2 separate regions of the Mus musculus genome follow, and region 2 is linked to region 1. Evidence: chromatin loops called from intact Hi-C (ENCODE). Cell type or tissue: gastrocnemius. All regions are shown on one strand. Links, peaks and the distances in the headings refer to the core of each region. The heading gives the core; the rest is flanking DNA. Region 1 overlaps Pcgf3 (polycomb group ring finger 3). Region 2 overlaps Gak (cyclin G associated kinase).

Region 1 (8,000 bases), core at 1-8,000:
CCCTGGCTGGGTGGGTGGATCCAGAAAGACAGCTGTTCCACAGCAATGTCTGCAAATAAAAGACATGTACAGCAAGTAAGGATCAAGAGTCTATCTAAAACTCTGGTATTCAAAAGAACCACCCAGTCTCACCTTGAATCTCCATCTTGTAACAACCACGAACTTGAGAGTGTGGTCCTTGCCCAGGATCTCCTCATTGCATAAAATGTCCAGCTGGTGGGAGAGAGGCTTTGATTAGGTGCACGTTCAACCTTTCACCTGAGGCTGAGAGTAATAATACAAACAATACTCTGAAACAAACCCCTCCCCAGTCATGTGAGAACATAGGCTGTCTGCTTACTCATTAACTGCATCATCCAGCTGCAAGCACAAATTATAACAGAAAGAGCATTTCTGTTAAACCCAAAATTTCTTCAGAGGTCAAAGGCAGTAGCATACTTCATAGCTGTGTTGCAGTGGTCTGAAGAGACTTAACCTGGTTGCTCAGGGCATCACTGATACCTGCCCTGTCCCTACCCTGGTTCTGGGTTTCTCTAATGAAGTTCTGGAGACATTATGTGTGAGCCCCCTCCCTGGGTCCCCACTTCCTGTACTTTAAGTCACTGTCCTCCCTAAGAAGTAAGTCTGTATGTTCATCTACTGACCCTTGAAGGGCCTATCATCAACAATTTGGCCAGTCATAGCAATGACTCCATGTTATCCAGACAGAAATGTGGGATGGCACAACAAAGAAGTCATAAGACAGTTTCTCTTAACACGCAGAACACATCCTGGTCCAACATAGCACACAGGACCTTATCTGCACAGAGCATACAGGGCTTTCTTTACATACAACTGCAGGGACTGATGTACACTGTACACTCGCTGGCCTACACCATCCTGGGTTTCACAGTGCAACCCCACCTACTATCTCTTACCCCTGGCCATCCTGTTCTTAATGCAGTGGGGGAAATGTGCCCTTAGACTTTTTCTCACTTATTTAACAGACTTTACTACACGGCAGTTTAAGGTTCCCTCACCCTCATCTTACACAGCACATGCTCGATTGAGACTAGACTGTTATAGCATGTAAATGATGTCTCCGGTGCTTCAGCCTCTGAGGGGTTTGGCTGTCATCTTCCTGACAATGGCCTATTCCTAATTGCACCTAGTCATGGTTCTGTGTCTTCTTGTCTGAAGCCTAGTGCTTACAGGCTCATCTGACCAGCACTGGCCCTCCATGTTCCAGGCTCATCTGACCAGCACTGGCCCTCCATGTTCCAGGCTCATCTGACCAGCACTGGCCCTCCATTATACAGTGTGCACATGGGTGCTTGAGGAGGTGCATGGTGATGTCTCACTGTTACTTTAAATTTGTATTTCCATGAGTGTGTGAAGTAATGACTCCAGTGGTCTTATTATCTCCCTAGGCAGGGGACAAATGTTGTTCTCACAACCACTTAAGAGTGTGTTTCTTGTTGAGAGAGTGATAAGTAGAAAAGCAGCCTCTGGGTCCGTGAAGCTCAACTGTCTGCTGTCATCTTCACCAAATGGTGTTTACTGTGTGATACACAGGCTGCTTATAAGCTACTGTGCCCAGCAAGGCATGATGTCCTCACACTACAGCAGCTCTCAGGACTGGCCCTTAGTGTTCAGTGTCTATGACAATGCTCCCACATGTCACACACATAGGGACTGCAGAGCTCTGAGAGCAGTGTGAGATCCACCTGCAATGAAAATGCCACATTTCTTGTTGGTCCCCATGGAGAATGTTCCTGCATGTGGAAGGCAGTCTCCCCTTGAACTTCCTGATGTCTCTAGCTCTGCACAGTGCCTAGAAGCCACTTCAAGTCAAGATGGACACTTATACCTTCACACAATCCAAGGCTCCTAATGACCTTCCCATCTCCCCCTCTACCTTATTTCCCAAATAAACAAAATCCAGACTTGCTTTTTCCTGTGGGCTCCTGGTAGCTAGTATAAAGTCATGTCTTCATTCTGTGTCTTCCACCTCCTCCCCAGCCACTCGTGTGGTTGGCTCAGGGCTGAGCATGGGCCCCTTGACAGTCTAAAACCCTGGTTCCTGGGTCTGATACACAGCTCTGAGAGAGCACTGTGGCAGGACTGCCAGGAATGTCTTGCAGTGTGGCTATAATCAAATAGCATAGATTGGGCGACTGATGAACAGTTAACATAAGACATTAACATATATTAATATGAGTGAATTAATAGTTAATATAACTGATCTAACAGTTAGTTAGTGTGTGCTATAGGCTGGAAGGCTGGCCATAGTGTAGGTACTTGTTGTCAGTGCACGTTATAAGAGCAGAAGAGAGATTCCCCGGTACAGGTCGTGATTTAAACGTTTCCCCAAGGTTCTGCCTCCCAGTACCATTGGGCTGAAATGGAGTTTTCAGCACATGGATCTGGAGGATACTGACTATAACAAGATCCTCTTGCCCCATGATTTCTTGGGGCTTGTGATCAGATCACTCTGCTTCTGTTATTTCTTATCCAGCTTCCCCCAAATCTATATCTAAAATGTTCCTCTATTGCTAATATACTAATACAGGATTCTTCTCATGGGGCTTAGGTTTGGCAGACAATCTAAGATGTTACAATCTGCCAAGACCCTCTTCCCGTGGGTCATACCCATAGGCTCCAGCTGGGATACTGGTTCAATGGCTAACACAGCTTTATATACCACTCTCCAAATTATCTAATCACCACTCACATGCACCTGCCGCAACATACTGGCGCTTGTCTTGTTTTGGGGTTTTTTGTTTTTTTTTTTTTTATACAGGGTTTCTCTGTAGAGCCCGGGCTGTCCTGGAACTCACTTTGTAGACCAGGCTGGCCTCGAACTCAGAAATCCGCCTGCCTCTGCCTCCCAAGTGCTGGGATTAAAGGCGTGTGCCACCACCGCCCGGCTTTGTCTTGTTTTAACAAGGGTTTATGTGCCCTGCAAGTCCTTTTCCAGAAAGCCTCAGAACTCTTTTGAGGCAACACTTCAAATCGCTGACCCTTCCTTGATTTAGCAGGATCAGCTCCTGCTTATGTTTTTGACCAAATGCTACACAGTCTGAATTTCTGAACACGTGCTCATAAGACTGTGCCTCGAGCCCCAACAATAAGCTATGGGTCTCTGGTTTACTTTATTTTCAGTTATTAATTTAACCTCTAAGTGTCATATCCATCTCTCATTCACTCATCCACCCACTCATTATTAAATTTAAACACACATTTCTGGGACTAGAAGGATGGCTTAGTGATTAGGAGCACCTAACCCTACACCCACATGGTGCCTAACAAAGTGTCTGTAACTTCAGTTCCAGGGGGTCTGATGCTCTCTTTTCACCTCTATGGGCACCTGGTATGCACATGGTATACATACATGTGGGTAAAACATTCATATATATATATGTGTGTGTGTGTGTATGTATGTATATATATATGTGTGTGTGTGTATATGTATGTATGTATATATGTGTGTGTGTGTATGTATGTATATATATATATGTGTATATGTATATATATGTATATATAATATATATAATAAAAACAAATTTCCAAACAAGGGGCCAGCAAGATGGCTCAGTGAGTCCTTTGTTACCAAGCCTGCCAACCTTTGAGCTTAATGGCCAGGATCCTCACAGTGGAGGGAGACGACTCACTTTTGCAAGCTGTCTTCTGATCTTCATGCAAGCATCACTGCACATTTACACACACACACACACACACACACACACACGTTAATTAAAAATTAAAAAACAAAACAACCCTTGAACAAGGCTGTTAAAAAGAAGGTGTGTGTGTGTGTGTGGTGTTGTCATTCTAATAAACAAGACAGGCAAGAATGATCTACCCCAGCTCTTTGGATGATGGCTACCTCATTAAAGGAGGAGAGGTTAAGCTTCTTGGCGATAAATTTTTTCAGGTGCAGCACAGTTGCTTGGGCTGAGCATCTGATCCACTTCCGCTTGAGGCCACGTAGTTTGCTGCTGTTGCATTCCAGACAGATGCTTACCTAGAAGAGAAAAGGTCAGAGGTCAGGACCGCCACTCTCAGACTTTTCCTGGATGAGCACTAGCTCCTACATCTATGAGTACTGGTCTGCAGAACAACACTGTACAAAAAGTTTTACCACAGTTATTTTACACCTTCTTGAAAACCTCCTCAAAGTCTTTGTAAAGCTTAGAAACACGCTAGACTGTCAATTTTCATCTTCTTAACTAGTAGGTCATTCTGAGAGTTATGTATCTGTATTTGCCAAGGGCACTGAGTCCCCTCATGTTCTCAAATGGCTGCCCTTGTCCAGACAAGTCCTGTACTGAGCAAGGTGTGTGAAGGAATCAGAGGAGTGCTCTTGACCCAGAAGGCTTGATACCACGAGGGTGCTCTGTGGGTGCCAATGCTCAGGGTCAGAGTAATGGTGTGGGGTAGAAACCTACATGTGGAGTTAAGTGTTGAATCAGACAGGTCAAGGGCAATGCAAATGGGAATCTGCTTCAGAGAGACAAAGCTTTATCTTAGGACTGCAGAGAAAGCCCCTCCTCTAACACAGGTTCATTCAAGCTTCTCAAAATTCAGGTACAAGAATTAAAAAGGAAATTCACCAAGATGTGTATCATAAGATCCCAGTAGATACAAAGGTAAAAATTAAACATAAGTTACTGAGTAAAAAACATTATATAGGCATAAAAACACAACATAACTTCTAAAAACAGCAAACACATTCACTGAAGCTATAAACACCATGGGTGCCTGAAACTGAAGATTAGTCTTAGCTCAAGACAAAAACCTTTCTCAAATATCACTTAAGGAAATTACTATAGGGGTTGGTCTGCTGATGCTGGTATTCCATCACCAAATTCTGTACCCCAAGGTCTGGTTGCTCCAAGACTAGCAGATCCTCACATATACCTGTCTTTATTGTGTAACCCTCACCTCGCAATTTTAAACTACTGGTTAAATAAAACTGGTGACATCCAATTCCTGGGGGGAATAGAGAGAGGTGGAGTTTGAGTTCCCAGAATGGGGGTTGAAGGTAGGGTCCAGGGGTGGAGGAGAGGGGAGAGAAAAGGAGTGCAGATAGAGAAGGAAGGATCCATCAGTCGTGATGGACCAGCAGTTATGTTCCAGAGTGAAATGCCTCCCCAGGATGCCAGACTGCTGGAGCAGAAATAACCCAGAGAATTTCAAACAGCAAAGTATGTGGGGAACACATAGCCAGACTTGCATTAGAGATCTAGATTAGGGACAATTCCCCCAAGTAATTGCTCAGAGCTAGAGTCAACCCATGGCTCAGAGTGGTCAGGATTTGCCTAGCTGTGGTCCCAGAGAGGTAAAGACCTTTCTGTCATTGAATGCCAGTAGATGCTCCTCTCCTACCTAAGCTAGCAGGGAATTCAGAGGGCACAGACCAGGAACATATACAGGAGGCTAGGCAGCTTGTCTTTTCATTGGGTCTTTTCTTTTCCTTCCTTCCTTTTTGGTACAGAGAGAGAAAAAAAGAAAAAGAGAAAGAGAGGGAGGAGGGAGAGAAGAGGAGGAAGAGAAGACACGAGTCGAGATGAAACCAAGACACAGAGAGAGTGTGTGAAATGTAGGGCCTTGTGCATGCTAAGCAAGCGTTCTACCATTGAACTACATCCTCAGCTTTCTTAGGTTTCAAATTTTCTTTCCTCTCTCCTTCCTTCCTTCTTGAGATAGTTTCATTACGTATAGCTCTGGTTGGTCTGGAACTATGTACAACCAGGCTGCTCTTGAACTCACAGAGGTCTGCCTGCCTCTGCCTTTTCTAGTAGCTATGAAAGAGAGAGAGAGAGACAGACAGACAGACAGACAGACAGAGAGACTGACTGACTTAATATGTATACAGCTCTGGCTGTCTTGGAACTCATTATGTAGACCAGACTGGCTTCACACTCACAGAGATCCACCTGCCTCTGCCTCCTGAGTGCAAGGAGTACAAGCTTTTAATGTTTATGTGATATTTTTCATTAGCAGTAGGGGATATGCAGTTTGACTTCCTGTAGCCAGTCAGGATTCCCAGTGGAGGGATAAGGACACTAGCCAATCCACAAAACCTTTGACCAAAAATTTGTCCTTCCTACAAGAATTGCAGGGACAAAGACTGAGGGAATAACCAACCAATGACTGGCTCAACTTGAGAACCATCCTGTGGGCAAGAACCTGACACTAATAATGATATTTTGTTATACTTGTAGACAGGAATCTAGCATAACTGTCCTCTGAGAACATCCACTCAGCAGCCAACTGAAACAGATGCAGACACCATGGTCAAACATTGTACAGAGCTTGGGGAGTGTACTGGCTAGTTTTGTGTCAACTTGGCACAGCTGGAGTTATCACAGAGAAAGGAGCTTCAGTTGAGGAAATGCCTCCATGAGATCCAACTGTAAGGCATTTTCTCAATTAGTGATCAAGGGGGAAAGGCCCCTTGTGGGTGGGACCATCTCAGGGCTGGTAGTCTTGGTTCTATAAGAGAGCAGGCTGAGCAAGCCAGGGGAGGCAAGCCAGTAAAGAACATCCCTCCATGGCCTCTGCATCAGCTCCTGCTTCCTGACCTGCTTGAGTTCCAGTCCTGACTTCCTTGGTGATGAACAGCAGTATGGAAGTGTAAGCTGAATAAACCCTTTCCTCCCCAACTTGCTTCTTGGTCATGATGTTTGTGCAGGAATAGAAACCCTGACTAAGACAAATTGGTACCAGCAGTGTGGGGTATTCCTGCGACAACCTGACCATGTTTTGGGGAGGACTGTGGAAGGACTTTGGAACTTTGGGCTTGAAGAACCATCAGTTGTTAAGAGCTCTGTCGGATGTTGTGTAGGAGCTTGGAAGATAATGTTGAGAACACTGCAGAAGATGGAGGTCTGGTTTGTGAAATTTCAGAGGGAAAATTAAAGACTCTTTTCAGGGCCATTGCTGTTTTGAATGTGAAGATTCTGTAGTTCTGGTTAGCTGGGGCTGAAGAATCAGCTGTGATTAACAAGATACCAGAACTACCAAAGCAAAAACTTTGCATTACTGGGACTATTGATGCTGGTTAGCTGGAGCTAAGAAATTAGCGGTGATTAAGAAGAGACCAGCATCATTGAGGTGACATCTTCTGGGAAGTGTTTTCTGAAAGCACAAAGAGGCTGTGTTCCAGAGATGTCCAAGGTTGTACCCCTGCTGCAGCAGGACTTGGTAATATGTAAGGGTCACCCAGGTGGTACTGGTTTTGAAGGCATGAAGGAGTTGAGCAGAGCAGCTGAGGCTTGGCACTGTGAGAGGCCATGGAAGGCCATTGGTGAAAGTGCAGCCTCAGTTGCAATTGATGGCCCAGGACTGAAGGGGTCATGCAGTGTTTTGGAGATGCCAGTACCATGAGATGACCACCAAGAGCAGCAGCAGTGAAGTACAGGCATCTTGAGCCTAGAGGATGACGCCTGTGCTACAAAGGGCCTGGCTGGAGAAGTGACCCAAGCCCTTGGAGGAGCCCAGAAGATCGTAAGTTGGATCCCAGACATTGGACGGTTGGAGATTGACTTTTGCTTTTGATTGTGACTGTGCCCTGATATTTTCCCTCTTGAAGGAAGAAACTGTTTTAGTGGAGCCCACAGTTAAGAGACTTTTAATTGTAAAAAGACTTTGAATTTTAAAAGAGATGGATATTTTAAAGAGATTGAAAATTTAAGAATATGTAAAGACTGTGGGACTTTTAAAGTTATTTAGAATGGGGATGAATAAGATTGTAAGGGTTGAGGCTTACTAGTGATGTTTTTGTGTGTCAAGTTGACAAGGGGTCAATTGTACTGGCTAGTTTTGTGTCAACTTGGCACAGCTGGAGTTATCACAGAGAAAGGAGCTTCAGTTGAGGAAATGCCTCCATGAGATCCAACTGTAAGGCATTTTCTCAATTAGTGATCAAGGGGGAAAGGCCCCTTGTGGGTGGGACCATCTCAGGGCTGGTAGTCTTGGTTCTATAAGAGAGCAGGCTGAGCAAGCCAGGGGAG
Region 2 (11,446 bases), core at 1,967-9,966, 100 kb before region 1:
TGTAACCTTAGCAGTTGTATATTTGTGCCTGTGCCAATGGAGGAGTGCACATGAATGTGCTACATTTTGGAAATACAGATATGTGAACATGCATATGCATGTGCCTTCTGTGTGGAATATATGCTTAAACCACTAGGCATGTCCAAACTTTTGATATTGTGATATGATCTCTGTGTTAGGGTTCTTTAAAGGAATAGAACTGATAGAATATATATTATGTATTTATATATATATGAATATATATTATGTATTTATATATTTATTTATTTATTAGATTGATTTACAGGCTATAGTCCAGATAGTCCGGTGTTGACTGTCTCATGACAGAAAAGCCAATAATCTAATAGTTATTTAGTCCACATTGCAAAAGGTCTAGTGAGGCAGTTACTCCAGTGTCACCCTTTGGTTCTCTTGGGTCTGCCCATCTTTCTGAATATAGACTTAGGCATAACTTTTCCTTCTTTCCTACTTTCAGATGTTTTCCAAAGCTTTCTGTAGTACTTTGGGCTTTTTTCACTTTCTCAAAGGCTTCACTTCCCACCATATGCCTGCTTGTCTGCCATGTTCCTGACCTCCATGCCTAACTCAAATGGCATGGCCCTCTTTCTTACAACTATTAGTCTATAATAAACTTTAAAACTGAAGCAACTCGTGATGTTTTAAGTAAGTTTATGATTTTTGTGTCGAGCTTTATGCATAACTATCTTTGAGGCTGCATATAGCCTGTGGATTACAGAGTAGACATGGCTGATAAGAGTTCCATAAACTCCTATGTTTATTAAATGGACTTACATGTAGCAGCAAACACATCATTGTTTGACTATATCAATGAAGGTGCCCAAGTTTGGTGACAGGTGGCAGAACTGATCGCTTCAGGTTGTCTTGGTTGCCTGAAGCTGCTTCATGTCCTAGAAGCCACGGTCTGGGCTACTCTTGTCTGTGCTGAGTACAACTCTAATTTGTATACCCTTGAACCTGTGCCCAGAGATGAACTGTCAGGGTCCCTGGATTTTTCTTAAGTGGGTTAGAGGTTAAAGTATACTGTGTAGAGCCCTAAGTGATACTCAGTACCCATTGTGTACCAAGTGTCTTAGGTTTGCTTTCCTATACCTGACCTGATGCTGGGCACACTTGTCTTCCTTGAGGGACAGCTAGGTTCTTTTCATGCCACCATTTGCTGCATATTTGCAGCCTGCACTCTTTACCTTTATGGCCCTGATTGATTGGAAAGTCACTATGTAGACAAGGCTGGCCTTGGTCTGAAATCTGTCTCTACCTTCAGAGTTAAAGACAAATATCACTGATATCTGGTATCTTGGATACTACTGGGTTATTAATTGTTTTTGTGAAGAAATAGATTAGAACTAGTTAGTTCTGATCTGTGGCTTGTCTGTTTAACTGCCTTTCGCCACAGAAATGTTAGCACCAGATAAAGCTGCATTTTAGTACGTCCTGGTTTATGTCTCAGGGAGTCCTGTGTAACCGAAGTGAACCTGACTTAAATAGGTTCAAATGACATTTTAAGGTGTTAAGATTGCCTTAATCAGATTTTACTTCAGTGAATGTATAGTGTATGTCTGTTCTTTTTTCCACCTGGCTCTCTGTAATGGCCCCATGGTGACTCTGCTGATGCCAAGTGTGCCTACCTCAGCTCTGTCTCTGACTTTCCTGTCTGACCTCACTGCCCAGCTATAGTGTAGTACTCAAAATACTTAGGCAACAATGTTCACCCCCCACCCCCACCTCCCTCCTTTCCAAGGAAACGTGGCTGTTCTGGCATAACTGGTTTTTTGAGAGGAATTGTTGAATAAGTTTGCCAAGTTCTTGCAAAATTAGTTAGATTTTGATCTATATTTTTTTCAGTTGTGTAAACCAACTTAGGGGATTGGTTTCTAAGACTTTTTGGTGGCCATGAGCAGTAATATATCTTGGTCATTTGGGATGTCTTTTTTTTTTCCCCTCCAGCAGTGTCTTCTGTCTCCTTTCGGATCTTCATAGGGCACAGGGTGTGCTCTCTTATGTTCCTATCCAGTCCCCTGGAGCAGTGGGACCAATGGTTGATGCTACTTACTGTTCTGCTTCAGTTACTATTTGGTCAGGATCAGCCCTCAATGTTTTTGCCTTGGAGAACACTTCAGAAAGCAAAAGATGGCCGGAGCTTTTCCATGGGCTGCTCTCTTCTGCTTTTATTCCACTTTTCATTGGTTGTCAGCTTACACAGCAGTCTTACACAAGACATGCACATGCACACTACTTAGAGGATACAACCTGTAAGCAAGGTTGCCTCAGTATTCTAGGACATAGGCTCTTCTTAAAGTTTTTATAGCTAAGTGTTCCATTCCATTCAATTCCATTCCAATTGAGTGTTCTTTCTATTCCAGCTATGCAAAGGGTGATCTGGACATATCTTACATCACATCCAGGATTGCAGGTATGTCTAATTGGATGATAGACATCTGTAGGGGATGTAGACAAAGGATCAGTGGAAGTAGCCAAGGTGCAAGGTGCCTCTTTAGCTTCTTTGATAGCCATGGATCCATCTGAGGTTTGACCTGGAGAATTACCCCAAGAGTGGAGGGTAGGTTACATATATTGAGCATATTTCCTGGTCAGTGAAAAAGACAAGGCCAGTGTCAGCTTCTGGCATGACTGGAACTCTGAGGATACAGAGAGAGTAATGGTAGGACCATATACATTTAAAACGAGATAGTCTAGGCAAACTATAATGAGAAAAGCTGGTGTTCCTAAAGACCATGGTGTATATCAGGTAACTGGGAAAGCTCTCCCAGACATCTGTAGTTAACTTTGTAATGTTTCTCATACTGTAGTTTATATACATCCCACTACATAGGATGGGAGACTTTAAGAGGATGAGAAGAGCCTATGTTTGGCCAGCTACCTGGCTGGGAGGTGAGCCCAGCCCAAGAGGGCAATCCCCTAGTGTCTAACTTTGGCCTGCTTTGTTTCAGTGATGTCATTCCCAGCAGAAGGTGTGGAGTCTGCAATCAAAAACAATATAGAGGATGTGCGAATGTTTCTGGATGCTAAGCATCCAGGACATTATGCTGTCTACAACCTTTCTCCAAGGATATACCGGGCTTCCAAGTTTCACAACCGGGTAAGTGGCCTTGAACTCTTCTTTTATGATTTGAGCCATTTTCCCCACTTAAGTACAGTTTTAAGTGATGGAGCTGCACTAGGCTGATGTGGACAGTGCCAGGCGACTGCAGGGAGCTGACCATAGCAGCTGCCAGAGAGGCTAGGGCTCGAGGTGTGGCCAGGGGTGGAGATATCCCAGAGTTTAAAGGAAATGTTACACTATGTGTGCATGCGTATGCGCGCGCACACACACACACACACACACACAGAAAGAGAGAGAGAAACCTTGAGAAGAGTTTTGCTTCCCAAGAAACTAGGGTGTCTTTCTCCCCTTGGCACAGGAAAAGGTAGTTCTTTGTGCAGCATCAGTGAAACACTCCTATGGCACAGGTCACTCCTAGCTAAGAGGGATGTCAAATGAGAACCCCAGCTGAGGAAGATGCTCAGAGTTTCAGGCCACCACATTTATAGAATCAGGCAAAAAGGACAATTATATGGGGACGGGAAGAGGGGGAGGCTAAAGGTATCTGCTGTCAAGCCTGACAACCAAGTTCATTCTGTCAGGCTCACATAGTGGTGGAAGGAGAGAATCAACTCTTTATTAGTTTCCCTCTGTCCTCCACATGCATATGCTCTGTGGCACTTGTGTGTATGCATATACATGGGCACACAGAGGTTAAAAAGAAAATTGTTTTTAAAATGAACAGTGTTGTAGGCAAAGACAAAGTGACCCTGTGGATATGCCAGCCAGGTTCCCTGGGACTGTGCAGAAACTTAGCTGAGTGGACTTTTTCCCCTACAGGTCACTGAGTGTGGCTGGGCAGTCAGACGGGCACCACATCTCCACAGTTTGTATACTCTATGTAGGAGCATGCATGCCTGGCTCCGGGAAGACCACAGGAACGTCTGTGTTGTGCATTGCATGGTGAGTTGTGTTAGATGCATATACTGAACCAAAGCAACATTGGTCCTGGGTATAATGGGGGAAGACCTCTGTGCTTGGAGCTTTGGGCTTGATGGACACAGACCCCTCCCTGGTGGTTCCTACTTCTATGGGATGAGTAGCACTCATAAGGGCTCTTTTCTGGTGATCCAAGCAGCACATCCAGCATTTCCAGAATCTTGGAATTTTTACCTTAAGTTTTCCTAACTACATAATGAGGGAGAAAGACTTGGATACCTTGCACACAGTGTGACATCCAACAGGAAGTACACTCAGGGCTCAGCTCTGCTTTACTGCAACTGTGTTTTGATTTTGATTTTTTTGAGATATGGTCTGGCTTTTCTGGAACTCACTATGTAGATCAGGCTGGCCTCTAACCCACAGAGATTCATCTGCCTCAGTTTTCCAAGTGCTGGAGTTAATGGCATGTACTACCACATCTGGCACAACTGTAATTATGAGTACGATGGGCCTGGTAATATTGGCCGGTAATCTCAGCTACTTGGGAAGCTGAGGCGGAAGGATCACAAGGTAAACGTCAGCCTAAACAACGTAGTAAGAGCCTGACTCTTACTAAGTGAAAGAGCATTGGGAGTACAGCACTTAGATAGCATGTAAGAGGTCCTAGGCTCAGTTCTCAGTAACACAAGTGTAGAGAAAGAAGATGATAAGAGGTCTCGGGAAGGGATTGAACATGGTGAGGCTAGAAGGCCAACTTGAAACTGAGTGGGAGGTTGACCTGTGTACTTTGCTAATGACTCTTTATTATCTTCTGGGCTCTGAATTCTCATTGCATGAAGCACATTTATATATGTTCCTAAATGTATCCTAAATAAGCCTGGCATTAGATCCTTCCCTTAGCCACACAGATAGTTAGGTTTATAGGAGCTGTTGTGAGTCCTCATCCTTTCTGTGTATGGGCCTATATGTAAAAGAAGTGTTTCTTCACTGTAGGATGGGAGAGCTGCATCTGCTGTGGCAGTCTGTGCATTCCTGTGCTTCTGCCGTCTCTTCAGCACTGCAGAGGCTGCTGTGTACATGTTCAGCATGAAGCGCTGCCCACCAGGCATTTGGCCATCCCACAAAAGGTACCAGGTGACCCTTGCTGGGGTCAATGATGCCCACAGCTCTTCTGGCCCTGAAGTGCTGCTGCCTTCACGGTGTCGGACCTGCAGTCAGGTCTAGTTTGCTGAAGGCCAAGTTAGTATCACTGTGCTTTCCAGCTCATCCTCAGACCTGTGCCCACAGGTGCCTAACAAGTACAAGCCATAGTTGGCATTCAGCTGAAACTCTGAAGCTGTGGTGGCTTCTGACTTGTGGTGGCAGCCTCCTGTTGAGGGCTTGGGTACCGGATGCTCCAGTAAATGTGTGAACTTTACGTGCCCACTTGTTCTGTGGGATCTAAACGTATGTGGACTTGGGAGGTTACTTGGTAATGCACCGTGAACCTTCACACTTTCAAATGTGAAGTGTTATTACCCTGCTTCCCTGCGGTCACAAAATTGCATATAAGACTCACTCAGACATTCCTGTTGCCATAAGTAGGTCATTCACCTGCAGTGTAAAGAAATCAATTTCTTTTATTTTTCCTTTTGTCTTTTTTGACACAGGAATCCAACCTGAAGCTTAGCCTGGCCTAGAACTCACAGTGTAGGCTAAACTGGTCTCAAACTTAGGCCAATGCCCTAGTGCTGATATTATAGATATGAGCTGTCATGTCTGGTTAAGAAGCAAATTAATGCGGCTCTGCCTAGCTTTGTCCCTTGTCCATTCACTATGGGACTACCACATTTACCAGCTATGTCCATTCATGTATTTCCTATTTCCCTAGAGCAAGACTTTCATTTGGAAGTCCAGGTCTGGAGAGGCACTGTCCATCCATCATAAACTCCCTCTGTCTTAATGAGTACTTGGAAAAACATGGATCAACCTCCTCTCTAAGAAAGTGGGTGGGTGGAACATCAAACAACAAGCCAATATGGATGAGGCAAAGGTCCGAGCCAGTAAGGGGCTCCATATTTGTCAATGGGAGTAATTAGTACTCTTTCCGATGTGCACAATTCTCTTATGAATGGGACCCACCTTAGTTGCTTACTGCCTGGTTGGTAGAGTCATGATGGAGGTGTGTTTCTCAGGTCACATGAGAGTGGCTTTGCATCTGTGTCCCCATTCTAGCCTCTGCTAGGGGTGGCTGGAAGGATTTCAGCAATTGAGCTCTTAGCTGTTTTCCACATGTTGGGTCCTACTGGGCAGGAGGTGTGAGCAGCAGAGATACTGAGTATGTGAAGCAAAAACAAGACAGTGTCTTTGGTACTCTACCATGAATCCTCGGGTCTCGTGGAGGTACACTGACATAGTGTCACTCATGTCCTAACAGTTACTGCGGCAACTTCACATCTGTCCGCTTTAAAACCCATTGTAAACTGGGACCCTCACGCCATCAACTTGCCCTAGATCTAAAGGTCACTGGGAGATGAAGCACTTGCTGTCAGGACAGATTTGGCTGGATACCATATGAGAAGACTCAGAATACTGTGGTGGTCACGGGTAAAGCTTTGGGGTATTGTAACAGTGTCTGTGCCTTAATGTCTATTCTCCACAGTCTCCAGAAAACAAGGGGAGGGAAATATATGCATTGTCTGGCCCTTTGGGTCTTGAGAGAAATAGACAGAACCAAAGAGTACATTGGAATTCAGAAAGAAATTTAAAATAGCTGATGAGTCTGCCAGAGACCCTAGCAAGGAAAACAAAGATTGAGATGTGTGTACATAGTAGTAGTGTGAGAATCTCAGACTCTTGGGTAGACTCTGACTATCAGGAGTAAACCAGTGATCTGAAAGACAAATCACCAGGTGTTGCTCACCTGAAAACTAACAAAAGATCAGAAACCAATGGTTTGTTGCAAATGACCAATCTTGTGTAAATGAATACCAGAGGAAAGTTAAGTGGAGAACGAAACACTGAATACATAAGCATCTCCAGGATTCACAGCGCTACAGCCACAGGCCCAGAAATCTCTGAGAACAGGAGCAGAACTAAAAAGAAACAATCCTTGCATATCCTCTTACTCCATCCTGAATATCCTAAACACAGACAATCTGAGGCAGCGAGAAGGAAGCCACTTGCAAGAAAGGAAAGCATGAATTACAGACTGTCAGAAACCCCTGGCCAACAAATGAAGAATTCCCTTCCCTTCCCTTCCCTTCCCTTCCCTTCCCTTCCCTTCCCTTCCCTTCCCTTCCCTTCCCTTCCCTTCCCTATCCTCCTGTTTGTTTGTTTGTTTGTTTGTTTGTTTGTTTGTTTGTTTGAGACAAGGTTACTCTCTACTTTGCCTTGCCTGTCCTGGAATTCACATGTAGACTAGGCTGACCTTGAACTCACAGAGATCCTACACATCTTTTTTTTTTTTTTTTTTTTTTTTGAGACATGTAACCTCTCTATGTAACCTTGTCTGGCTTGGAATTTGCTACGAAGACCAGACTGGCCTCAAAATCTTAGAGAGCTTTCTGCCACTCAGCCTCGGCCTCACAAATGTTAGCCTTAAAGGTGTGTTCCACCATGCAAGATGTGAAGATTGTTTTAAGCACAGTGATTAATAAGTCAATGGAAGAAAGGAGATGAATGCATAAAAATGTTTATTTAGCCAGAGTGAATTAAAGAAGAAAAATGAAGCCAAGAACATGAATAGAAGAAAATACAAATTTTAGTCCATGGCATGTTGGCATTGAGAGCACAAAGAATCTAAGAGCTCCAGTCAAAGAACAAGGATATGGACACTGAAGAGATAAGTATGTAGCAGCACAGAGAGCAGTCTGCATCAGTGGCCCTGTTGCTGTAGGGCCTATGGATTGTCCTACACACCAACAACAGGTCCTACTCTGGTCACAGGCTGCATTTGGGGGCCCAGCCACATTGTCAGGTGAAGATTCAACCTCTGATATCCAAGAGAGCTTGTTTCCCCTTCATTTTGGCTCTACTTCCAGACTCATCTGTGCATACCGTCATTCCTTTTGCCTTTGGCTAATCATCATGTGAACACAGACTTAAGTTTGTGGCTTCCACAGTTTCCTGTCTCCTGCAACTGAGACAAGTCTACAGGAGAATTGCATCCCTTCACCCGTGTTGGTTGAAGAAGATAGCTGATTCTCATCCCTGTCCCCTGACAGAGGAGACACAATTGGTGGGAGGGAGCCTGACACAAAGATGTCCTACTACAACACTCCCCAAAAGAAAGTAAGAGCAGCTCTATCATCATTCAAAATAAATTCAAGCTGAGCATCTCAGAACTGGAAAGGCAGGAGTAGAATGACCGTAAGTTCAAGACCACCTGGACTGCATAGCAAAACCCTAGCTCAAAAAACAAACAGAATAAAACAAAACAAAACAAAACAAACAACCGGGTATAGAGGCACATATCTGTAATCCCAGTGCTTGGAAGTCAGAAGCAAGAGTTCAAAGCCAGTTTCAGTTATATAAGAAGTTTGAGGCCAGTCTGGGTTATGTGGCTTTTGTCTTAAAATAAATCAAAATTTATATGATGTGGCAAAGCTAGAGAAATGGCTAAGTGTTTCAGAATACTTGCTGTTCTTGCAGAGAAGACCTGGGTTCAATTCTTAACATCCACATGGTGGCTCACAACTATGTACAGCTCTAGTCCCAGGGGCTCCAGGTCTTATGGTCTCCCAGGGCACCAGGTGTGTGAGTGGTGTGTAGACTAGTATACATGGAGACAAACACTGGCATACATAAAATGAAAATGAATCTTAAAATGATGACATAGACTCCTAGCATCCTTCTGTCAGTAGTCAGTAGAATAAGTACACACAAAATCAGTGACTCCATAGCATTGACTGACTGCTGTAGAATATTTCACCATAAATTGAAAGATATACTTCTTTCAAATACATGTGGAACATCAAAGCAACAGCATTTTGAACCATTAGTTAAACCTCAACAAATTTGGTTTTGTTTTTTGACGACTCTGTGTGTGTGTGTGTGTGTGTGTGTGTGTGTGTGTGTGTACTGGAGATACAGGTCATTGTGAGCTGTCTGATGTGGGTGTGAGAATTAAACTTGGGTCCTCTAAAGAGCAGCAAGTAGTCTTAACTGCTTAGCCATCTCTCCAGCCCCTAAATTAAAAAAAAAAAAAGTTATATTGAAATTATACATGCAAAATATGTTCTCAGCCCTAAGGGTTAATAAGACAAGAAATCATTAACATAATCTAGAAAACACTAGATATTTTTAAATGAAACTTCTTCTAAACAATCATAGATGAAAAAGAAAATCTCAAGGGATTTAAAAATATGGTATCAGATTTTTGAAGAACAACTAAAAGCTTCAAAGGGAGATTTATGGCATTACTTATATTTGAGAAGGAAAAATGTCTGATGTCTCTGTCCCCTGAGGAATTATCACATGCTTGGGTGACAGGTGCATGTCTACCTTAGGTACATTGAATATGTATGTGACATGGTGGCAGAGGAGCCCATCACGCCCCATAGCAAGCCAATGCTGGTGAAATCTGTTGTCATGACCCCCGTGCCACTGTTCAGCAAGCAGAGGAATGGCTGCCGACCGTTCTGTGAGGTCTACGTTGGAGAGGAGCGTGTCACCACCACGTCGCAGGAATATGACAGAATGAAGTGAGTACAGATTTGGGATTTCTCATCCCTTGTTGTTTTGAGTCCACTTGCAAACTTCTGAAGCAGAAACTACCTTGTGTTCTGATTGACCTGTGCTAGGTACAAATGATTTCATGTTGGGCTGAGGGTGGTGAAAGAGGAGTTATGAACAAGAGTGTATACACTCAGGAGTCAGAGGCAGGTGGATCTCTGAGTTTGAGACCAGCCTGTTCTCCAGAGCAAGTTTCAGGGCAGCTAGGGCTACATAGAGAAGCCCTGTCTCAACAAACAAACAAAAAAAAGAGTGGCTTCTTGGTATAACTTGGTACATAAACATCCAGAGAAGGTATGAATTCAAGTGTTTGGTAACATCTAGAGCTCTCTGTTTGTTTGTTTGTTTGTTTGTTTGTTTGTTTATAATTACATAAGCCAATGTCTCGATGTGTTGTAGGGAATTTAAAATTGAGGATGGCAAGGCTGTCATCCCCCTGGGCGTAACAGTTCAAGGAGACGTGCTCATCATCATCTACCATGCCAGGGCCACACTGGGAGGGAGGCTGCAGGCTAAGGTGAGTGGTACTATGTGCTTGGCCTCTGCATTGACCTTACGACCCAGTGAGCTACAAGCTGTTGTTCCATAAGTGTTTGTGCCAGTCGTCAGTGCTCACAGGGCAAAGGGAGTTTTAGCCTGCAAGGTCCAGAATTTCCCCATTGAGCATAAGCTGTAATCTTCATAAAGAGCTGTCTGTACTTAGTCTCGGCACCTCTCCTGCCTCAGCCCAAGCTGCTCTAGCCCCTATGTGGGCATCTTCTCTACTCACACCAAGCATTTGGCAGGGCCCAGCTTCCAGATAGTGTCACCCTATCTGTCCTTGAATTCTGTTGAGAAGGACAGATTAGTTGGACCCAATCTGGCAGCTCATATTCTTGGGGAAGAACTCTGATCCAGAGTTAGTATGCACTCTGAATGCGTCTCCTGCTGGTCTTCTTGTAGATGGCGTCCATGAAAATGTTCCAGATCCAGTTCCACACTGGGTTCGTGCCTCGAAACGCAACCACTGTGAAATTTGCAAAGTATGTTGGTGTTGCACTGTGCTGCTGTTGGAGAGGGACAGGTACCCAGAACCACTAGCTGAACACATGCATATGGGTCAGTCAAAAAAAAAAAAAAAGGCTAGCAAGTGAGAGACCTACCACGTGATGCTGATTGTAAAGCTGAACCTGGGCCCTGAGCCTGTGTGTGTTTCCTGTCCCTCACAGTTTACGAAGGACCCAAGTTATCTTCCACTTGGTACATGATGCCTTTGGACTGACCTTATGCATTTTTTTTTTTATTATTTTTTAGAATTTAGCCAGTTAAGTCTGGATGTGGTATAACCAACCAGTGGTGTAGCAAAGTTTACTCTATATTTGTTTCTTTGCTCAGTACAGTGTTGGGAAATAATGTTCTGGTCCTACCTTCTAGAAACTTAGTCTGCTTTTATAGACAAACATAGGAGAGGACACTACAGAAGAATGACTCCTTAGGTGACAGGACTTGTGGGATAGTAATCTGTATATTGGGTTCTAGCAATAGGCTCTAGCTTGTGGTAAACAGCTGGCATCACTGACCACTTCAAGGTTGTTGGTATCGCCTATAAGCATCATGATCTATTTTCAGATTCACCTGTGTGGGTCTTGCTGGTGGACTCTCCTCATCATCAAGCACATTCATCAGCCCTGGGTAAAAGGAAATGAGGGTTCCAGGCATGAGCAGAGAGTTACCAGGGCTATGCCCCCT

Evidence for each region. Hi-C counts contacts between places; a loop is a spot of excess contacts. Peaks named below come from ENCODE experiments on the same cell type or tissue, not always from the same donor. Only the 100,000 strongest peaks of a DNase experiment are listed, where the experiment ranks them.
Region 2: it touches region 1 in a loop (2.0-fold over the local background); 4 of 42 quality-filtered maps call a loop at or near these places.

The regions. Positions count from the first base shown.
Region 1 is chr5:108,491,840-108,499,839 of GRCm38, reverse strand. Pcgf3 (polycomb group ring finger 3) reads right to left here. Exons shown (of 11, transcript NM_172716.5): 9 at 3,869-4,006; 10 at 133-213. Among named protein-coding and RNA genes, the nearest start is that of Pcgf3, 35 kb to the right of the region's middle. In gastrocnemius, for the core only: no CTCF peak of the experiment used is centred there; no DNase peak of the experiment used is centred there.
Region 2 is chr5:108,590,439-108,601,884 of GRCm38, reverse strand. It overlaps Gak (cyclin G associated kinase), which reads left to right. Exons shown (of 28, transcript NM_153569.2): 12 at 2,382-2,431; 13 at 2,970-3,118; 14 at 3,902-4,024; 15 at 4,997-5,130; 16 at 9,493-9,687; 17 at 10,118-10,235; 18 at 10,661-10,740. Among named protein-coding and RNA genes, the nearest start is that of Gak, 34 kb to the left of the region's middle. In gastrocnemius, for the core only: no CTCF peak of the experiment used is centred there; no DNase peak of the experiment used is centred there.